2 separate regions of the Homo sapiens genome follow, and region 2 is linked to region 1. A link is a loop called in an ENCODE intact Hi-C map of the cell type or tissue named here. Cell type or tissue: OCI-LY7. All regions are shown on one strand. Each heading gives the region's core, and the rest is flanking DNA. Links, peaks and the distances in the headings are about the cores only.

Region 1 (8,395 bases), core at 275-8,274:
TCTCCTTCCTCAGCCTCCTGAGTAGCTGGGACTACAGGCGTGCACCACAACGCCTGGCTAATTTTTGTATTTTTAGTAGAGATGGGGTTTCACCATGTTGGCCAGGCTGGTCTTGAACTCCTGGCCTCAAGTGATTCACCCATCTCATCTTCCCAAAGTGCTGTGATTACAGGCATGAGCCACTGCACCCAGCTTGATAACTCTTTTTTTTGGTGTTTGTGGACCTAAATTTTAAACTTATTTGGGTAAATTCCAAGGAGTGCAATTGCTGGAATGTATGGTAAGAGTATGTTTAGTTTTCTAAGAAACTTCCAAACTGTCTTCCAAAGCGGCTGTACCATTTTGTATTCCTACCAGCAAGGAATGAAAGTTCCTGCTGCTTCACATCCTTACCAGCATTTAGAGTTATCTGTATTCTGAGTTTTGGTCATTCTAATAAGTGTATATAATGGTATCTCACTATTGTTTTTGGCAATTGACTAACAAAATTTGATGTTAAGCATCTTTAATATGTTTATTGGCCTTCTACATATCTTTTACGGTGAGGTATCTATTTGGATCTTTTGCCTACTTTTTTAACTAAGTTGTCTATTAGTCCATTCTCACGTGCTAATAAAAACATACCCGACACTGGGTAATTTGTAAAGGAAAAAAGTTTAATTGACTCACAGTTCAGCATGGCTGGGGAGACCTCACAATCATGGCAGAAGGCGAAGGAGGAGCAAAGGCACATATTACATGGCGGCAGGCAAAAGGCACGTCTTACGTGGCAGCAGGCAGGAGAGTGTGTGCACAGAAACTCCCCTTTATAAAACCATTAGCTCTTGTGAGATTTATTCACTATCTTGAGAGCAGCACAGGAAAGACTTACTCCCATGATTCAATTACCTCCCACTGGGTCCCTCCCACAACATGTGGGAATTATGGGAGCTACAATTCAAGATAAGATTTGGGTGGGGACACAGCCAAACCATATCAGGTTGTTTGTTTTCTTATTGTTGAGTTCCAAGAGTTCCTTGTATACATATTTTGGATAGCAGTCCTTTATCAGATAGGTCTTTGCAATTACTTTTCTCCCAGTCTGTTGCTTGTCTTCTCTCTACAGTGTCTTTTCCAGAGCACCTCAGGATAATTTTATTTCTGGAAACTCACATTTCTTTTATGCCACTGGGCCTTAGTTTGGACCAAAATTACTCTGTTTTAAAATTCCTTCCCCAGAGACTGCATTCTTCTTAAGCAGATTGAACCACATCCTCCCTAATAACCAATTTTGAATAGTAGGGACTCAGGTCAACTCTACTTAGTCACAGAAGGCTCTGTTATACCCAAATCTGATGACATGCTGTCTAGACACCCACATTTGCCTGAAAGGGTCACACAGATGACCCATGACAGGAAAAACATCAGACTAAAAAAACTTCTTGGGGCCAGGCACAGTAGCTTATGCTTCTAATCCCAGTACATTGGGAGGCTGAGGCGGGCAGATTGCTTGAGGCCAGGAGTTCCAGACCAGCTTGGCCAACATGATAAAACCCTGTCTCTACTAAAAATACAAAAATTAGCTGAGCATGCTGGCGTGCACCTGTAGTCTCAGCTACTGGGGAGGCTGAGATAGAAGAATTGCTTGAGGCGGAGGTTGCAGTGAGCTGAGATTCTACCACTGCACTCCAGTCTGGGCAACAGAGTGAGACTTCATCTTAGAAAAACAAAACAAAACAAAACAAAAACCTTCTTGATTAAAATATATAGTTCTAAAACTATTCTGTAGGACACTGTAATGATGGATATATATAATTATGCATTTGGCGAAACTTACAGAATGCATAACACAAGGAGTGAATCCTAAAGTCAACTATGGACTTTAATAATAATAATGTATCAATATTGGCTCATTAATTATAACAAATGCATCATACTAATTCAAGATGCTAGTAATAGGGAAAATTATGGATGTGTATGTGTGTGTAGTGGGTATATGGGAACGCTCTTTACTCTGTGACCAATTTTTCTGTTAATCTATAACTGTTCTAAAAAAATTCTATTAATTAAAATAAATACACTGCCTCAAATATATGTTTTATTTATATATCAATTTGGTTCATTTGTTTGAAGAACATTTTGCAATGGTGAAAACAACCATTAAGGTACTATCTTACATTTAATAAATGCTGATCAATTCATTAAGGTGAAAGTTTAATTATTTGAGCAATTAAATGTGGTATCTTTTTTTTTTTTTTTGAGACACTTGCTTTGAGTCTTGCTTTCTTTTTTGAGACACTTGCTTTGTCTCCCAGGCTGGGGTGCAGTGGCTTAATCCCGGCATACTGCAACCTCCGCCTCCTGGGTTCAAGTGATTCTCCTGCCTCAGCCTCCTGAGTAGCTGGGATTACAGGCATGCGCCACCACACCTGGCTAATTTTTGTATTTTTAGTAGAGACAGGGTTTCACCATGTTGGCCAGGCTGGTCTCGAACTCCTGATCTCATGATCCACCCACCTCAACCTCCCAAAGTGCTGAGATTACAGACTTGAGCCACCGCGCCCAGCCTAAATGTGGTATCTTAAACATACACCTTTGATATTCTGCCTCCCCACCATCCCCCTCCCCTACCAGTTCTTTATTAAAGCAACTCAACAAACATAGAAGGAGAAATTCTATCTGCCCTCCCCCACTAGTTCTTTATTAAAGCAACTCAACAAACATAGAAGGAGAAATTCTATCTGCCACTGGAAACTAAAAGGTATTCTTATACTTCTGAGATTGTGGAAGGCAAAATTCTTTTTTTTTTTTTTTAATTTAACTTTTAAGTCCAGGGGTACATGAGCAGGTTTGTTATATAGATAAACTTTGTGTCATAGGGGTTTGTTTTACAGATTATTTCATCACCCAGGTAGTATCCATTAGTTATTTTTCCTGATCCTCTACCTCCTCCCACTCTCCACCCTCTGATAGGCTCCAGTGTGTATTGTCACCCTCTATGTGTCCATGTGTTCTCATTTAGTTCCTACTTATAAGTGACAACATGCAGTATTTGGTTTTATGGTCCTGCATTAGTTTGCTAAGGATGATGGCCTCCAGCTCCATCCATGTTCCTGCAAAGGATATTATCTCATTCTTTTTTATGGCTGCATAGTATTCCACGATGTATATATACCACATTTTCTTTATCCAGTCTACCATTGATGTGCATTTAGGTTGATTCCATGTCTTTGCTGTTGTGAATAGGCCTGTGGTGAACATATGCATGCATGTGTTTTATGATGGGATGGTTTATAATCCTTTGGGAATACACCCAGTAATGGGATTGCTGGGTTGAAAGGTATTTCTGTTTTTAGGTCTTTGAGGAATCGCCACACTGTCTTCCACAATGGTTGAACTAATTTACACTCTCATCAACAGTGTACAAGCGTGGAAGGCAAAATTCTAAGCGGGTCCCAACTCCCAACCCCAGATGTACATAGCTTATTTGTGGAGGAAATGCGGGAGTGTGGAGGGAATCTTTGACTATCACGGGATAATTGCTCCATTAATTAGACTGCATCATGTGGCACATGGTGGTGGCATAATCACTCCCTTCATTGCATCACATTTTATGAGACTCCCATGGAGCAGATTGGAAGAAAGTTAGAAGTCAGAGATTTGCTTCTGCTGACCTGGAAAAGAGCAAATGAACTGCCTTTGAAGGCCATGTGGCAAGAGACTGCAAGTGGCCTTTAAGAACTGAGGGTAGTTCCTAGCAAGAACACAGGGATCTCGGTCATACAGTCGCAAGGAAGTGAATTCTGCCAGACACCCAAATGAGCTTGGAAGAGGACCTGGAGCTCCATATGAGAACTGTAGCTACGGCCAACACTGATTGTAGCCTTGCAGGGGATCCAGCTGTACCTGGACTCCTGGACCGTGGGAACCATGAGATAACAAATGCGTGCTGATTTAAGCCATTAAGTTGTGGTACTTTGTTACACAGCAAGAGAAAATGAATACAGAGGGTGTAGAGTGGAAATCACATTACAGGAAAGACCATGTGCTCTTGCTCACCTTTCCTGGGGAAGCCCGTGGACTCCGTGGTCAGAAGCCTTGTTTGAGGGGGTCCTCTCACTGCCCCAAATCTCCTCAGGCAGTCAGAGGAGCAGATTCAGTGAGACTTGTCACTCTGACCCACTGCTGCCTGCCTTGATGGAGAGGAATTAGCACAACCGGAAGAGGAGCCCTGTTCACCTGCTGTGTGTCCTCAGCCCTAGCCCCGCTGAGAAAAAGCTCAAGCCCTCTTGTTTATCAACTCTCAGACCATTTCCTTTGGGGAAATCCCAGAGCCAGAGCTCTGCAAGAACTTAAGAAACTTGTTCCAGCTAATAATACTAAATAAGCTAGACAATAATAACAAACCACAGATGGGTAGAACCGTCTGGTGAAAAGGAGGGCACCAGATTGACCACTTAGAACAAATGAACCTTTCTGAAACAGGAACCAGGAGAGAGTTTAGAAGAAATATTCTAATTCAGATTCACAATGGTTGGAGAGATCACTTTTAAAAATGTCTTTCATGAAAAAGAAATACTCTGAAATAATTCTTTGGAAAAAAACTTAAACCATAATTTTCAAAATATAAATCTAAATAACAACAGTGAATAATATAATAGACAATTCCAAACACTGAATGATATTGACAGAATGTGCACATAAGAGAGAGGTCATGAGAAAGGATAAGTATCTTGGAGAACAGATTTGGAAGTCCAATCTAAAAATAACGGGAGTTGTAAATGCAAGAAAAAAATGCAATGAAGAACAAACAATCAGTGAATAGTAGAAAATACTTCCCCAGAGCTGAAAAAAGGGCTGTGTCTGCAGATTGAAAAAGTTCACCAATTTATGATGGCCTTATTTTTCAAAAGCCCATTTCTAATGTTAAGAACTGTGAAGGCTCTGAGACTTAACCATAGTGGCAAGTTAACAAAGCAAAGGAGTCTAACTCACCATCCTAGATATTCAGGGATTCAGAAGTAAATGTATAGCAATGATGTGCACTTTTTGGATAATTACTTGTGAAAATACTCTAGTTAAATAAAAACAGAGTAAAAATGACAAAAAAGAAAAAACCCACAATATACAGGAGAGTAGTAACTAGTAAAACTTCAATGAAACATAGAATTAAATCTAAATAAATTTTCATAAGTGAAGTGTGATGCAATTAAAAATAATCTTGAAAAAGAAGAGGTATAAGAAAATAATTTTTTGAGCATCTGAAAAATTAGGCAGATTATTCACTAAAACCTTGAGGCAGGAGAGAGGGAGGGAGGAAAAAGTAAAAGCTTGCAAAAGGTCCCAATCACATTTCTTTGTTAAAATATAATAATAGGCTGGGCGTGGTGGCTCACATCTGTAATCCCAGCACTTTGGGAGGCTGAGGTGGGCAGATCCCGAGGTCAGGAGTTCAAGACCAGCCTGACGAACATGGTGAAACCCGGTCTCAAAAATACAAAAATTAGCTGGGCCTGGTGGTGCATGCCTGTAATCCCAGCTACTCAGGAGGCTGAGGCAACCGAATTGCTTGAACCTGGGAGGTGGAGGTTGCAGTGAGCCGAGATCACACCACTGAACTCTAGTCTGGGTGACAGAGCGAGATCTGTCTCAAAAAAAAAAAAAATATATATATATATATATATATATATATATATATACACATAAAATAATCTACTGGTAGAGTGAATACATAGAGCTGTCTAGTCCATTAAAAAAACACAAAAGAAGAAGATATGAAAACTGGTTTAATGAAAGATAAATCAAGAGGGGAGAAATGAAATAAACAATAGTAGGAGGCCAGAAATAGTGGCTCATGCCTGTAATCCCAGTATTTTGGGAGTCCAGGGAAGGAGGGTTGCTTGAGCCAGGAGTTTGAGGCCAGCCTGGGAAATATAGTGATACCCCATCTCTACAAAAAATAAAAATAAATTAGCTGGGCGTAATGGTGCATGCCTGTAGTGCCAGCAACTTGGAAGGCCGAGGTTGGAGGAGAATTGCTTGAGCCAGGGAGGCCAAGGCTGCTGTTAGCCATGATTGTACCACTGCAGTACAGCCTAGGTGACAGAGCAAGACTGTCTCAAAAAGAACAAAAAACACCAAAAAATAATGGTAGGAGAGGAGAAATTTCTGTCATGTTCCCTCATGCAAGCCTGCGTTTAACCAGGGCCTTCCCCACAGGGAAGAAGCTTATGGGTGTTAAAAGGGAAGAACTCATGGTTGACTCCATCTCACTCATCTTTTCTTTTCCTGCATTTGGTTGGCAAATGAACTCAGGGCTTGTCTCAGGCTGTTTGTACTGCTATAACAAAATACCACACATTGGGGCATTTGTGAAGAACAGAAATTTATTTTCTCACAGTTCCAGGGGCTAGGAAATTCAAGATCGAGGCGCCGGCAAGTTTGTTGTCTGATGAAGGCTGCTCTCGGCCTCCAAGATGGAGCCTTGTTGCCACATCCTCCAGTGGGGAAGAATGCTGTGTCCTCACATGGTGGAAGGTGGGAGAGCAAGAGAGCTGAATGCTGCCTGAAGTCTCCTTTATAAGGGCCTTTATCCCATTCATGAGGGAGGAGCCCTCATGACCCAATCACCTCTAATGGCCCTACTCCCACTTTTTAAAAGACAAACTTGTTTTTATTTTTTATTTTTTTTGAGATGGAGTTTCACTCTTGTTGCCCAGGCTGAAGTGCAATGGCGTAATCTCAGCTCACTGTAACCTCTGCCTCCTGGGTTTAAGCAATTCTCCTGCCTCAGCCTCTTGAGTAGCTGGTATTACAGGCATGTGCCACCACGCCCGGCTAATGTTTGTATTTTTAGTAGGTACGGGGTTTCTCCACGTCAGTCAGGCTGATCTTGCACTCCTCACCTCAGGTGATCCACCCTCCTTGCCCTCCCAAAGTGCTGGGATTACAGGCATGAGCCACTGCGCCTGGCCAAAAAATCAACTTTTATTCTAGGTTCAGGAGGTACATGTGCAGGTTTGTTACCTGGGTATGTTGCATGATGCTGAAGTTTGGGGTATGAAAGATCCTGTCACCCAGGTACTAAGCATAGTATCCAATAGTTAGTTAGCCAATCCTTACCCCCTGTCTTTGCCTACCACTTCTAATAGTCTCTAGTTTCTATTGTTGCCATTTTTATGTCCATGAGTATCCAACTTTTAGCTCCCACTTATAAGTGAGAATATGTGGTATTTGGTTTTTCTATTCTTGCATTGATTTGCTTTTTTTCTGGATATATACCCAGTAATGAGATTGCTGTGTTGAATAGTAGTTCTAAGTTTTTTAAGAAGTCTCCAAACTGCTTTCCATAGTGCCTGAACTCATTTACATTCCCACCAACAGTGTAAAGGAGTCCTGTTTCTCCACAGCCTTACCCATATCTGTTGTGTTTTTTTTTACTTTTTCATAATAGCCATTCTGACTGATGTGAGATGATATCTCATTGTGGTTTTGATTTGCATTTATCTGATGATTAGTGATGTGGAGCATTTTGTTACATGTTTGTTGGCTGCTTGTATGTCTTCTTTTGAAAATGGTTCATGTCTTTTGCCCATTTTTAAATGCGGTTATTTGTTTTTTGTTTGTTAAGTTGTTTAAGTTCCTTATAGATTCTGGATATTAGGCCTTTGTTGGATGCATAGTTTGCAAATATTTTCTCCCATTTGGGAGAAATCCGTTAATAATTTCTTTTGCTGTGTAGAAGCTTGTTAGTTTAATTAAGTCCCACTTGTCAATTTTTGTTTTTGTTGCATTTGCTTTTCAGGATTTAGTCATAAATTCTTTCCCAAGGCTGATGTCCAGAATGGTGTTTCCTAGGTTTTCTTCTACATTTCTTACAGTGTGAGGTCACAAACATTTAAGTCTTTAATCCACCTTGAGTTAATTTTTGTATATGGTGAAAGGTAGGAGTCCAGTTTTATTCTTCTGCATATAGCTAGCCAGTTATCCCAGCACCATTTATTGAATAGGGAGTTCTTTCCCCATTGCTTATTTTTGTCAACTTTGTCAAAGGTCAGATGGCTGTAGATGTGTGGCTTTATGTCTGAGTTCTTTATTGAGTTCCATTAGTGTATATGTCTGTTTTTGTACCAATACCATGCTGTTTTGGTTATTGCAGCCTTACAGTATAGTTTGAAGTACAGTAATGAATGTCTCTAGCTTTGTTCTTTTTGCTTAGAACAGCTTTGGCTATTCATGCTCTTTTTGGTTGCATATGCATTTTAGAATAGTTTTTCCTAATTCTGTGAAAAATGATGTTGGTAGTTTGAAAGGAATAGCATTGAATCTGTAGACTGCTTTGAGCAGTATGGCCATTTTAACAATATTGATTCTTCCAATCTATGAGCATGAAATGTTTTCCCATTTGTTTGTGTCA
Region 2 (8,395 bases), core at 384-8,383, 78 kb before region 1:
AAAACTAACAAACAGAAAGGACATCCACACCAAAACCCCATCTGTACATCACCATCATGGAAGACCAAAGGTAGATAAAACCACAAAGATGGGGAGAAACCAGAGCAGAAAAGCTGAAAATTCTAAAATTTGAGCACCTCTTCTCCTCCAAAGAAATGCACCTCCTCACCAGCAACGGAACAAAGCCGGACGGAGAATGACTTTGACAAGTTGAGAGAAGAAGGCTTCAGATAATCGGTAATAACAAACTTGTCCGAGCTAAAGGAGGATATTCAAACCCATCGCAAAGAAGCTAAAAACCTTGAAAAAAGACTAGACGAATGGCTAATTAGAATAAAGAGCGTAGAGAAGACCTTAAATGACCTGATGGAGCGGAAAACCATGGCATGAGAACCATGTGATGCATGCACAAGCTTCAGTAGCCGATTCGATCCAGTGGAAGAAAGGATATCAGTGATTGAAGATCAAATGAATGAAATGAAGTGAGAAGTTTAGAGAAAAAAAAGAGTAAAAAGAAACGAACAAAGCCTCCAAGAAATATGGGACTATGTGAAAAGACCAAATCGATGTCTGATTGGTGTACCAGAAAGTGACAGGGAGAATGGAACCAAGTTGGAAAACATTTTTCAGGATATTATCCAGGAGAACTTCCCCAACCTAGCAAGGCAGGCCAACATTCAAATTCAGGAAATACAGAGAAAGCCACAAAGATACTCCTTGAGAAGAGCAACTCCAAGACACATGATTGTCAGATTCACCAAAGTTGAAATGAAGGAAAAAATGTTAAGGGCAGCCAGAGAGAAAGGTTGGGTTACCCACAAAGGGAAGCCCATCAGACTAGCAGCAGATCTCTCGGCAGAAACTCTACAAGCCAGAAGAGAGTGGGGGCCAATATTTAACATTCTTAAAGAAAAGAATTTTCAACCCAGAATTTCATATTAAGCCAAACTAAGCTTTAAGTGAAAGAGAAATAAAATCCTTTACAGACAAGCAAATGCTGAGAGATTGTGTCACCACCAGGCCTGCCTTACAAGAGCTCCTGAAGGAAGCACTAAACATGGAAAGGAACAACTGGTACCAGCCACTGCAAAAACATGCCAAATTGTAAAGACCATCGATGCTAGGAAGAAACTGCATCAGCTAATGAGCAAAATAACCAGCTAACATCATAATGACAGGATCAAATTCACACATAACAATATTAACCTTAAATGTAAATGGGCAAAATGCTCCAATTAAAAGACACAGACTGGCAAATTGGATAAAGAGTCAAGACCCATCAGTGTGCTGTATTCAGGAGACCCATCTCACGTGCAGAGACAAACACAGGCTCAAAATAAAGGGATGAAGGAAGATCTACCAAGCAAATGGAAAACAAAAAAAGGCAGTGGTTGCAAACCTAGTCTCTGAAAAAACAGACTTTAAACCAACAAAGATCAAAAGGGACAAAGAACGCCATTACATAATGGTAAAGGGATCAATTCAACAGGAAGAGCTGACTATCCTAAATATATATGCACCCAATGCAGGAGCACCCAGATTCATAAAGCAGGTCCTGAGAGACCTAGAAAGAGACTTAGACTCCCACACAATAATAATGGGAGACTTTAACACCACATTGTCAACATTAGACAGACCAACGAGACAGAAAGTTAACAAGGATATCCAGGAACTGAACTCAGCTCTGCACCAAGTGGACCTAATAGACATCTACAGAACTCTCCATCCCAAAACAACAGAATATACATTCTTCTCAGCCCCACACCGCACTTATTGCAAAACTGACTACATAATTGGAAGCAAAGCACTCCTCAGCAAATGTAAAATAACAGAAATTATAACAAACTGTCTCTCAGACCACAGTGCAATCAAGCTAGAACTCAAGATTAAGAAACTCACTCAAAACTGCTCAACTGCATGGAAACTAAATGACCTGCTCCTGAATGACTACTGGATACATAACAAAATGAAGGCAGAAATAAAGATGTTCTTTGAAACCAGTGAGAACAAAGACACAACATACCAGAATCTCTGGGACACATTTAAAGCAGTGTGTAGAGGGAAATTTATAGCACTAAATGCCCACAAGAGAAAGCAGGAAAGATCTAAAATGGACACCCTAACATCACAATTAAAAGAACTAGAGAAGCAAGAGCAAACACATTCAAAAGCTAGCAGAAGGCAAGAAATAACTAAGATCAGAGCAGAACTGAAGGAGATAGAGACATAAAAAGCCCTTCAAAAAATCAATGAATCCAGGAGCTGGTTTTTTGAAATGATCAACAAAATTGACAGACCGCTAGCAAGACTAATAAAGAAGAAAAGAGAAGAATCAAATAGATGCAATAAAAAATGATAAAGGGGATATCACCACCGATCCAACAGAAATACAAACTACCATCAGAGAATACTATAAACACCACTATGCAAATTAACTGGAAAATCTAGAAGAAATGGATAAATTCCTGGACAAATACACCCTCCCAAGACTAAACCAGGAAGAAGTTGAATCACTGAATAGACCAATAACAGGCTCTCAAATGGAGGCAATAATTAATAGCCTACCAACCAAAAAAAGTCCAAGACCAGACGGATTCACAGCCGAATTCTACCAGAGGTACAAACAGAAGCTGGTACCATTCCTTCTGAAACTATTCCAATCAATAGAAAAAGAGGGAATCCTCCCTAACTCACGTTATGAGGCCAGCATCATCCTGATACCAAAGCCTGGCAGAGACACAACAAAGAAAGAGAATTTTAGACCAATATCCCTGATGAACATCGATGCAAAAATCCTCAGTAAAATACTGGCAAACCAAATCCAGCAGCACATCAAAAAGCTTATCCACCACAATCAAGTTGGCTTCATCCCTGGGCAAGACTGGTTCAACACAGGCAATCAATAAACGTAATCCATCATATAAACAGAACCTAAGACAAAAAACACATGATTATCTCAATAAATGCAGAAAAGGTGTTCGACAAAATTCAACAGCCCTTCATGCTAAAAACTCTCAATAAACTAGGTATTGATGGGATGTGTCTCAAAATAATAAGAGCTATTTATGATCAACCCACAGCCAATATCATACTGAATGGGCAAAAACTGGAAGCATTCCCTTTGAAAACTGGCACAAGACAGGGATGCCCTCTCTCACCACTCCTATTCAACACAGTGTTGGAAGTTCTGGCCAGGGCAATCAGGCAGGAGAAAGAAATAACACATAACAATATTCCCACAAAGGGAAGCCCATCAGTTAATTAGGAAAAGAGGAAATCAAATTGTCCCTGTTTGCAGATGACATGATTGTATATTTAGAAAACCCCATCGTCTCAGCCCAAAATCTCCTTAAGCTGATAAGCAACTTCAGCAAAGTCTCAGGATACAAAAATCAATGTGCAAAAATCACAGGCATTCCTGTACACCAATAACAGACAAACAGAGAGCCAAATTATGGGTGAACTCCCATTCATAACTGCTTCAAAGAGAATAAAATACCTAGGAATACAACCTACAAGGGATGTGAAGGACCTCTTCAAGAAGAACTACAAACCACTGCTCAACGAAATAAAAGAGGACTCAAACAAATGGAAGAACATTCCATGCTCATGGATAGGAAGAATCAATATCGTGAAAATGGCCATACTGCCCAAGGTAATTTAGAGATTCAATGCCATCCCCATCAAGCTACCAATGACTTTCTTCATAGAATTGGAAAAAACTACTTTAAAGTTCATATGGAACCAAAAAAGAGCCTGCATTGCCAAGACAATCCTAAGCCAAAAGAACAAAGCTGGAGGCATCACGCTACCTGACTTCAAACTATACTACAAGGCTACAGTAACCAAAACAGCATGGTACTGGTACCAAAACAGAGATATAGACCTATGGAACAGAACAGAGCCCTCAGAAATAATACCACACATCTACAACCATCTGATCTTTGACAAACCTGACAAAAACAAGAAATGGGGAAAGGATTCCCTATTTAATAAATGGTGCTGGGAAAACTGGCTAGCCATATGGAGAAAGCTGAAACTGGATCCCTTCCTTACACCTTATACAAAAATTAATTCAAGATGGATTAAAGACTTAGATGTCAGACCTAAAACCATAAAAACCTCAGAAGAAAATCTAGGCAATACCATTCAGGACATAGGCATAGGCAAGGACTTCATGACTAAAACACCAAAAGCAATGGCAACAAAAGCCAAAATTGACAAATGGGATCTAATTAAACTAAAGAGCTTCTGCACAGCAAAAGAAACTGCCATCAGAGTGAACAGGCAACCTACAGAATGGGACACAATTTTTACAATCTACCCATCTGACAAAGGGCTAATATCCAGAATCTACAAAGAACTCCAACAAATTTACAAGAAAAAATCAAACAACCCCACCAAAAAGTGGGAGAAGGATATGAACAGACACTTCTCAAAAGGAGACATTTATGCAGCCAACAGACACATGAAAAAATGCTCATCATCACTGGCCATCAGAGAAATGCAAATCAAAACCACAATGAGATACCATCTCACACCAGTTAGAATGGCGATCATTAAAAAGTCAGGAAAACAACAGGTGCTGGAGAGGATGTGGAGAAATAGGTACACTTTTACACTGCTGGTGGGACTGTAAACTAGTTCAACCATTGTGGAAGACAGTGTAGCGATTCCTCAAGGATCTAGGACTAGAAATACCATTTGACCCAGCCATCCCATTACTGGGTATATACCCAAAGAATTATAAATCATGCTGCTATAAAGACACGTGCACACGTATGTTTACTGCGGCACTATTCACAATAGCAAAGACTTGGAACCAACCCAAATGTCCATCAATGATAGACTGGATTAAGAAAATGTGGCACATATACAACATGGAATACTATGCAGCCATAAAAAATGATGAGTTCACGTCCTTTGTAGGGACATGGATGAAGCTGGAAACCATCATTCTGAGAAAACTATCGCAAGGACAGAAAACCAAACACTGCACCTTCTCACTCATAGGTGGGAACTGAACAATGAGAACACTTGGACACAGGGTGGGGAACATCACACACTGGGGCCTGTCATAAGGTGGGGGTAGGGGGCAGGGATAGCATTAGGAGATATACCTAATGTAAATGACGAGTTAATGGGTGCAGCACACCAACATGTCACATGTATACATATGGAACAAACCTGCACGTTTTGCACATGTACCCTAGAAATTAAAGTATAATAAAAAAGAAGAAGAATCATCTTGGAGGGAATAATAATAATAATAATTTAAAAGGGAAAAACTGGGAAAGAAAATAAAACTATAAAAAATCTCTTCAAGCTCCTAATCTGTTAGGTGGGAGTGTCCATGCCACAAGTCACAGTCGTGTAGTAAAGTGTACACACATGTGCAAGCAGGGACAAACATACACAGGCGCACATGTACATTCCAGCCACTCAAGTTCATATGGAATATATGCAAGAGTCTAGGAAAAAAATTTCTTCAGGAAAGTAACCATTTTGGTCAAGACAAAAATGTAATCTAGCAATGAATAGTGAATGACACATGTGGAAAGGCAGAATAAACTTAATTTTAAAGAGCACGTTAGTTACATTTTCAAATGGTATGCTATTACATTTACTATTCCAGGTGAACTGTCTAAATTTAAAGCAATGGTCTGTTAACCTAAAAAAATACAATAAACACATGCAAAAAAGTGTATGGAAGTTGAAAAAAAACATACTGTGTATACCACTTAAAATATAACTAGTATACTATTTAAAAATAAATATATCCTACATGTGCAGACTTTTCAGGTTCCCTGTGTATTTTTAGAACACATAATGCTCATGGACACTGACTGCACTGATTCTGTATCTGGTAAAAATATAAAGGAAAGAAAGGCAAAGTATTTTCAAGATAATCTTTTTGGTTAAATGACATTTTACTAAAAATGGACCTGCATGATTAAAACAGGATATGTACAACATGGAAGATAAAGAAACTCTAACATTTAAATTGTTACTTAGCACAGACAATTAAAAATTGATAGTGAGCTAAAGCCATATATTTCTTTCATAGTCAATAGCCTTCTAAGCCTAGTCTTTTGGGGCTGACACTGGATTAAACACTCTTCCCTCTTCCTATTCTTTTACAGAGAAAGCGGTATTCAATGTATACTCAGTTTTTCATTTTCAATTACAAAAAGTAACCACAGTGTGAAAATAAAATCTGAAGTAATTTTGTTAGTTTTCTTAGTACTAGATTCTACATACTGAAAATACCATTTTCTCTTTTGTATTTTACAACACATATTTATTTTTTAAAAATTATTCCAACAATGCAGAAGTACATGTAGTACAAGACAAACATCTTCTACTGCTTCATAATTCCATTTCCCAGACGAAATCGCCATCATCGGTTTGATGTTTTTCCAAAACATTTTCCTATAAACGTTATTTTACACAAGCTTATTTTGTTCTAGAAAATTGATTGCTCTCACATGAGAGAAACGCTACCTTAACAATTTGTTGAATATACTTCTTTCATGGCTATAAAATCTTTTATTTTAAAGAGTAATCACTTTAAGAAAAAAAGGCAGGAAGGAACTTTCTATAAATATCACACACAAGATCATCAAACTGATCTTGTGGTGAGCAACCGTGGTTGGAAAAAATAATTTGCTCCAAATAGAGAGATATTCTCTGGATGTCCCAAAATATGACCTGCCTATACTCTCTAAACCAATGTAGCTCTGTCACTGTCTGACAACACCCAGCTTACCTGCACGCGCCACACTCAAATGTCCCATTTCCTTCATGACACTTGGGACTTTCAGGGATGCCTTCGCTTTGGCATTCACATTCACAGATGTACTGAAGAATAACCTCTACTTCCTCCGTAAAGCCCAGAGGCCTAATTTTAAAGCTGTCAGAATCCTTTTTTGGACACTTATTTGAAGTTATGCTAATTTCAAATTGAACCTTGAAGGGAAAAAAAAGATTAACAACCAACTAAACAATTTAAATCTACTAAAAAATATTTCAAAAAGTTGCTCACTTATTTTAATGTTTCTCAAACTATAAACTAAATTTGCTTATAAATAACCAATGTTTTCTACAGAAAATGCTTTATACAACATACCTCATCTCCAATGGAAATATTGGAACATTTTCTTCCATTTTCCCCTGTTCCATTCACCCCGTTCTTGCAGTAAGATTTGTAACTTATTGTTACGCCTTCTGACAATTTGCCGTTTTCCAAAATGACTTCTGAGGAAAGGGACTAAAAGAATGCCTAATTATACACAGGAAAAGTCAAACAAAATGCTACTTGAATGCATAAAACCAATGGATAAACTGCTCAGAAAAAAATATATTTCAATAAAGTATCTACAAGCCAAATCCAATTGAGTAACTAGAAAACACAGAGGCCAGAGAAACAGGTTTTAATTAATAAGGATCAAATCTTTAAAATAAAATACACAATTGAAAAGAGTATTCCTGTTTTAATCACTGAGTTAAAATACTCAGGATCACACAGTGCAGAGGGCTGTTACTAATTAGGAGGAGTCTTAAAAATGTGGAATAGGCCGGGTGTGGTAGCTCACACCTGTAATCCCAGCACTTTGGGAGGCCAAGGTAGGTGGACTGCCTGAGCTCAGGAGTTGGAGACCAGCCTGGCCAACACAGTGAAACCCCATCTCCGCTAAAATACAAAAAAAAAAAAAAATTTATCCAAGCATGGCAGTGTGCACCTGTAATCCCAGCTACTCGGGAGGCTGAGACAGAAGAATCGCCTGAACCCGGGAGGCAGGGGTTGCAGTGAGCCAAGATCACACCACTGCACTCCAGCCTGAGCAACAGAGTGCGACTCCATCTAAAAAACAAAAACAAAAACAAAAACAGAAACCCCCCAAAAAAAAACGAAATAAATGCTGTCTTCCCCATCGGCAAAATGGCATTTCTGTAGTCCTACCTCTCCAGCTAACTATGGACTAGGGTAAACAATCAACTATGCAGTCTAGGAACAAATTTGCTTAAGGAACCATTGTAGCCCAGCCAAAAAAAAAAAAAAACAAAATCCCCCAAGAAGGAAGGATTCAAGCCAGGGCTTGTTTAACATATGAGACTATTCAGGACAAATGGAGAAGGGTACAATGGCAAGCTATCTCTTGTTCACACCCCTGAAAGAACAAGAGTTAGGAAAATTATCTAAGACAGGGGAGAATGGGAAAAGCTGTGGAACAAGTAAAATATTAAAAACCTTTATAAAAACCCCTCCAAGTCAGGCCTTTCCAAACCATTATGGTACCCCATAAAAAAGGGAAGCCTCATATGGTAGGCTGGCCTTTCCAAAGCGTTATGGTACCCCCATGACATGAAGTAAAAATGTCTAAAATTCAAGCTG

What was found. Peaks named below come from ENCODE experiments on the same cell type or tissue, not always from the same donor. Only the 100,000 strongest peaks of a DNase experiment are listed, where the experiment ranks them.
Region 2: a loop joins it to region 1, with 2.4 times the contacts of the local background. A loop is called at or near these places in 12 of 110 quality-filtered maps.

Annotation. Positions count from the first base shown.
Region 1 is chr10:32,991,662-33,000,056 of GRCh38, forward strand. The region is part of intron 2 of ITGB1-DT (ITGB1 divergent transcript); the gene reads left to right. Among named protein-coding and RNA genes, the nearest start is that of ITGB1-DT, 13 kb to the left of the region's middle. RefSeq lists an enhancer at 3,714-4,214. In OCI-LY7, for the core only: CTCF peaks have their summits at 4,533 and 4,951; a DNase peak (open chromatin) is centred at 4,240; H3K4me3 peaks cover 1,638 bases; H3K27ac peaks cover 1,979 bases.
Region 2 is chr10:32,913,116-32,921,510 of GRCh38, forward strand. It overlaps ITGB1 (integrin subunit beta 1), which reads right to left. Exons shown (of 16, transcript NM_002211.4): 10 at 7,130-7,270; 11 at 6,770-6,969. Among named protein-coding and RNA genes, the nearest start is that of SNORA86, 16 kb to the left of the region's middle. In OCI-LY7, for the core only: no CTCF peak of the experiment used is centred there; no DNase peak of the experiment used is centred there.